Linked DNA regions of Homo sapiens: region 1 is linked to region 2. The links are chromatin contacts, found by Hi-C or POLR2A ChIA-PET in ENCODE. All regions are on one chromosome and are shown on one strand. Each heading gives the region's core, a stretch centred on a gene start or an enhancer-like site at or near the end of the contact. The rest is flanking DNA. Distances are from core to core; before and after follow the strand shown.

Evidence for each region. A loop is a pair of places that touch in the nucleus more often than their neighbours do. ChIA-PET counts read pairs that join two places held with the same protein, here RNA polymerase II (POLR2A).
Region 1: a loop to region 2 is called in a map of prostate gland, with 1.9 times the contacts of the local background. The contact joins the promoter of SRD5A2 here to the enhancer-like site in region 2. A Hi-C loop is called at or near these places in 1 of 168 maps with a recorded cell type or tissue (prostate gland). POLR2A ChIA-PET finds 5 or more read pairs at or near these places in 2 of 52 experiments (AG04449 and OCI-LY7).

What each region holds. Positions count from the first base shown.
Region 1 is chr2:31,579,521-31,582,220 of GRCh38, reverse strand. SRD5A2 (steroid 5 alpha-reductase 2) reads left to right here and starts at 1,283. Exons shown (of 5, transcript NM_000348.4): 1 at 1,283-1,601. The coding sequence starts at 1,321.
Region 2 is chr2:31,429,604-31,432,303 of GRCh38, reverse strand. No RefSeq gene overlaps it. Among named protein-coding and RNA genes, the nearest start is that of XDH, 16 kb to the right of the region's middle. RefSeq lists an enhancer at 1,469-2,668. Within about 2 kb of position 1,348, at least 4 of the 41 ENCODE cell types and tissues checked have a DNase peak (open chromatin) inside an H3K27ac peak, as active enhancers do.

The DNA.
Region 1 (2,700 bases), core at 34-2,533, 150 kb before region 2:
GTTGAAGGGGAAGGAAGAGAAGAGACCTCCAAAGTAAGGGAAGAGTGAAAAATGAGAAGGACTGGGGTGGAGCCCCAAGTAGGGACCAGAGGAGAAAACAGGGATAAAGTAATCAAGGGAGATGGGACAGGAAGATGAAAGAATGAGGTAAACAGCAGGTGGGAAGAGGAGGTCAACCTAAAGGAGAAAGCCGGGTCGAAGAAAGAAGGAAGAGAAGAAAAGAAGGGTTGGGAAACAGAGGAGGAGGCAGCCAAGAAAGCCTGGAAGCTGAATCATAGAACGGAAGAGGTAGAAGACGGAGGGGCTGGAGGATAACATAAAGGTGGGAAACGGAAGAGAGAAAGAACCGCGTCTGCGTGTATGACGGCTAGACAGGAGTTCAGAGAACAGCGGGGTCGCCAGGCCACCACCTGATGGGCCACGGCTCATTGGCTCTAGGAGCTGGGAAAGGGCATCCCAGGAAAGAAGCCCTAGACTTTAGCCTGAGTCTGGGCCACTCTAGGGGACCGGGAGTGGGGTGGCGGGAGAGGACGCGCAGAATCTCGACTTCTGGCCCCAATCTGTGCATGATCACCCGAGCTCAGCGGACGCTCCTCTCTGACCCAGGCAGGCGGCTCAGGGACGCGTGCGGGGATGCAGAGAGAAACCGCTGAGGAATTAGGGCCGGGAGAGACTGGTACCTGCCGGGGGCGTGTGGTGGGGCAGAGCTGGCACTGATGCTGAGAGTGGCTAAGGAGCGCGGCGCCCCAGAGCAGAAGGGCTGGCAGACGCTCAGAGAGCCAGGATGGTTCAGGGTCCAAGGAAGGTCCTATGTTGGGTGGGAGCTGTGAGGGAGTGAAAGTGCATGAGGAACCGGAGGAGATGGAAAGACCTTGGCTTGGGTGTTCGAGGGTGGGACTGCGTGGTGACCGACGGCACAGAGGGTGTGTGTTGGGGCGGAAGAACCACCCCAGCTGAATCGTCCCCGTGGGGTTTTCTTCCCGTGTCTTAGTTCCAGAAGTATGCGCATCAGACGCTAATAGTTGAGGAACAAGTCATGGAAGGACAGCCTAAGCGGGAGGTGAATGTAAAGCCGTGGAGAGGGCGGGCGAACTAAGAAGGCCTTCGTTCTCCTCCGGCCACCGCGGCTGCATCCTTGAGAAAGGGGTATTGCTGCGAACCGCGCCAGGGCTGGACGCGGCGAGGTGGGAGGCAGGATGGAGGGGCGGGAGCCAAGGCCGAGGGGGCGGACACGGGTGGCGTCTGGCGCTCCATAAAGGGGTTGCGGGGGCCGCGCTCTCTTCTGGGAGGGCAGCGGCCACCGGCGAGGAACACGGCGCGATGCAGGTTCAGTGCCAGCAGAGCCCAGTGCTGGCAGGCAGCGCCACTTTGGTCGCCCTTGGGGCACTGGCCTTGTACGTCGCGAAGCCCTCCGGCTACGGGAAGCACACGGAGAGCCTGAAGCCGGCGGCTACCCGCCTGCCAGCCCGCGCCGCCTGGTTCCTGCAGGAGCTGCCTTCCTTCGCGGTGCCCGCGGGGATCCTCGCCCGGCAGCCCCTCTCCCTCTTCGGGCCACCTGGGACGGTACTTCTGGGCCTCTTCTGCCTACATTACTTCCACAGGTAGCGTTTTTCCCTTGCGGGCGCCCAGTGCAGCGCACTGCCCTGCTCCCGGCGTCCAGGAGCGCAGCGTGGAGCGCGCACCGAGGAACGCCAAGGAGGCAGCGTGGGGCGCTGTGAGGAACGCGGAGGCCAGCCTGCCTGGCGCACCTGGCGGGGGCCGGGGCCGGGGCTTGGACGCTAGAGAGTTGACAAGCGGCTGCGGCACAGACGCCGCCTTCACTCCCCCAGGACCTCATCCGCTCTCAGCAGCTCCAAATCCTCTGGCTGCTCGAGAGAAAGAGGTCCTGCGGGCGGGAGGCGACCTGGAAAGCTCAGGTTGGGGAGACCTATTGGACAGGACTGTTCCTTAACTGCGCGCAGGCGGCGGTTACCTGTGGCATATCGCGCCCCGCCCCGCTTCCCTTTCTTCCTTCACCTTTTCCTTGCAGGGTGGGGACAGATTAGTTCTGGGATCTTGGGAGAGTCTTACGCGTTTGGCATCTCCCGAGGGAAACTCAGCTCAGAGGTTCTCATTGATTTAGTCTTTGCAGGTCTAAGGAGGAAGGTGGGTAGAGCCCAAATCCAGACTTCACAGATGGGGAAGAGAATATAGTGAGATCCCACTGACTCAAGCGAGGGTCCCCGCTTCTTAGGCCCCTCCCAAAAGGGACCAAGCACACCACCAATTCATCTACCTTTCCAATTTCCCTGGGACTTGAAATGTGAGTGGGTAACTTACAGCTCAAATGTTCTTCTAGATTTAAAAAATCCGGGTTCAGGAGAACTTTGCTTTCTGCTCTGGGAAGGAAAGACAGGAAAGAGACCAAGGGATGTCAGGGTTCAGAGAAAGACTGTCCAGCCTCAGTAAAGTCTCACAGGGAAAGGGAAGAACGAACACATTGTTAAATTGCCTACCATGCCCAATCGTTTAGTATCTATGGTCTCACTTAACTCTGTTGTAACCTTTTGAGAGATATTTATTATGTCCACTTTACAAAGAAACTGAGGCTGAGTAAGGTTATGGGACTGAAAGAAGACAATACAGCTGGTGCCCGCTAAGATGCAAATCTGAGCTTGTGAATCTCTGAGGTTTAAGACCTTTTAGCCGTTTTAAGTAGGC
Region 2 (2,700 bases), core at 99-2,598:
ACAGGCACCCGCCACCACGCCCAGCTAATTTTTTTGTATTTTTAGTAGAGACTGGGTTTTATTGTGTTAGCCAGGATGGTCTCCATCTCCTGACCTTGTGATCCGCCCGTCTCGGCCTCCCAAAGTGCTGGATTCACAGGCATGAGCCACCGCACCCAGCCAGATCCCTGGATATCTGAGACCACTTAGTCCAATCTCTGAGACCACTTAGTCCACAAGTGATAGGAAGGAGTACTTACTTCCACAGTTTGGCCCAAGACAGGCCTCACAGGAGGAGTTCGTGCTCTCTCTCTCTCTCTCTGCCTGCTGGTGGTCATTGCTGTGTCTCAATGTGGGATTCAGAACCTTTTCCCTAGAAGGTGCTGAGAGAACATCATTACTTTATTGGTAGGTGCACACGGCCAGGAAGTCTTTGGGAGAGTGGCATAAAATACGTATAAAATACTGCCAAGCTCCAACTTCTGCTTTCAGAAACACTTCTTGATACTTGCTCTAATCCTGGCATTAACAAACATTGTCTTCTTACAACCACCAGGTAAGGAAACTATTACTGTCTCCATTAAATAATGGGGACATAGGGTCAGAGAGTATAAAGATCTTGCCAATGGATGCAGAGCTAGTGAGTTGTGAACCTGAGATCTACAAACATTTGAATTCTTGCTTCTTCTTCTTCTCCTCTGTCTCTCTATCCCTTCCATTCTGTATGTTACTGAAAATGCACAGACCACTACTAATCTCTAATATCTCCTTCTCTAAATCTCATCCCTAGGATCTTTTTCTTTGAAAGCTCTTCCTTCTGGTCTGGTATTGAAGGATATTTTTCAGTCTCCTGAAAATAGTTCCTTTGTGACAAAAATTAGTTCTTACAAGTGTAATGGAAGAGCTCTGAGAGGCAAGTTTTGGAGTCAAAACAGCAGAGCCTTCTTTCCCAATTCCTGTCGGTTACTCGGGCATAGGTTGTGCCAGCAAAAACAAGCTTCGGGCCCCCATAGGAAACCAGGGAGGCACAGGGCTCGGTTGGAGCTGCTGGCTCGAGACCTTCCTAGGTATCACCCAGTGTCTATCTGTGTACCACAGGTGCTGCAGAAGAGAAAAAGCCTGCTGCAGGCCCCTCTCCCCAGAACGTGTCCCAGAACTAATTGTAGGTGATGTCTCCTGAGTCAAAGAGCACACCATAATTAGGGGGACATGCTGGGGCTGCCACAGACATCCACATCTTAGACGGTGCCACCCACTGTGCCTGCTGGCTGCTGCCGTGTCTTTTCTCAAGCTGATCTACCGGCTCTTGATGGTGACTAATTGTCAGCTTGTGGTTCTGCTGGACATTTCAAGGCCTGTCATAGTTGGGCCTTGAGGAAGCTCCTGGTGGAATTTTGAATGGCACACCTGAGTTCTGTTAAGCTTTGTACAGAAGCAGTGTCTTCCCACCCTTTCCTTGCTGTTTCCTCTCTTTTCAGTGGGTGCTGACAGGAAAGGGATGGATCTCCAGGCCCTAATTGAGGGAGAAGGCGGGTTCTGTGCACGTGAAGATGAGTCTTTAATTTAGGTCAGACAAATGACTGATTTTTGCAGTTGATATCTGACTCTCACGCCTTATTCTTTAGCTCTGGAAAACTGGCCTTCACAGACACAAGTTGGTATTAATGTAGGTATTCCTTATCTGGTTCTACAAATGCTGATGCAGCGCCATGCTTCCAACACAATGTAAAAGTGAATCATAGCTGCCCCACTGCACGGCTAAGCAGTAAGGGACTTGAGTGTGAGACCTTTGCTTCCTGAAGGGGCAAAGAGGAAACCTAGGAAGAGCTTTGAGAGGGGAAAAGCAGCAAGCAGAGGGGCTTCTCCTTTCTCAGCGGGAAATGAGAGAGAGTGTCTCACTTTCCAGGGCTTTTGGTGGAGTTGGGGAAGACAAGTCCATGGTCTGGCCCATTCTCAGTGACTTCTTGCCAGCACTGACTCACCTGGCTTGTGTAGAATTAAGTTGGCATCATGCCACAGGAAACCACAAGGCCACAGAGGTGGGCAGGAGTGCCTGGCTCATCCTCCGTCTGCTAGAATTGGTTTTTTTGAACTACTTTCTGACTTCCTCCTTCATCTTCACCGAGACCGCTTTTCCCACCTGTCCCTTTCTCAGCCCTTCCTTATGGATTCATTTGTCCATTTCTGGACTGCTTCCTTCCTTTAGCAAGCATTCTTTCCAAATCCCTTCAGAAGTGTTCCTTGTGAGATAGTTTCCAGCAATCATTGCCCTCAGAGGTTGAAACCTTGAGTCACTCCCATGTGACCTCCCGTTTTCTGGAAAGTCCTAGTTCACTTAAGCCAGCATGTCCAATGATTGGGGTTTATTTAGGTGGAACTCACTTCCCTGTCCCTGGATTTTCATTGTTGATTGTTGTGGTTTTGTTTTTCACACATTGGGGATTTCCTTCCTGACTCTTCCTTCTTGGCCCCAATCCACTGCTGATTAAATCTCTGTGTGGATCCTCCACCAGGCCCTGCATCAGCTGCTCTGTCGTGAGACCCACCTGAGTGCTCAGGTCTGAACCTCAGGGATCTAGTGGAGTAGAAGGAGTGCTGATTCTAGAACTAACAAGTGGGCTTCAAGTGAAAGTTCTGCTGCTTCGTCACTCTCAGAAACTATTTCTTCAGGAGAAAATGAGACTTACAATATCACATATATGAAGCTGCCATGAATTGATG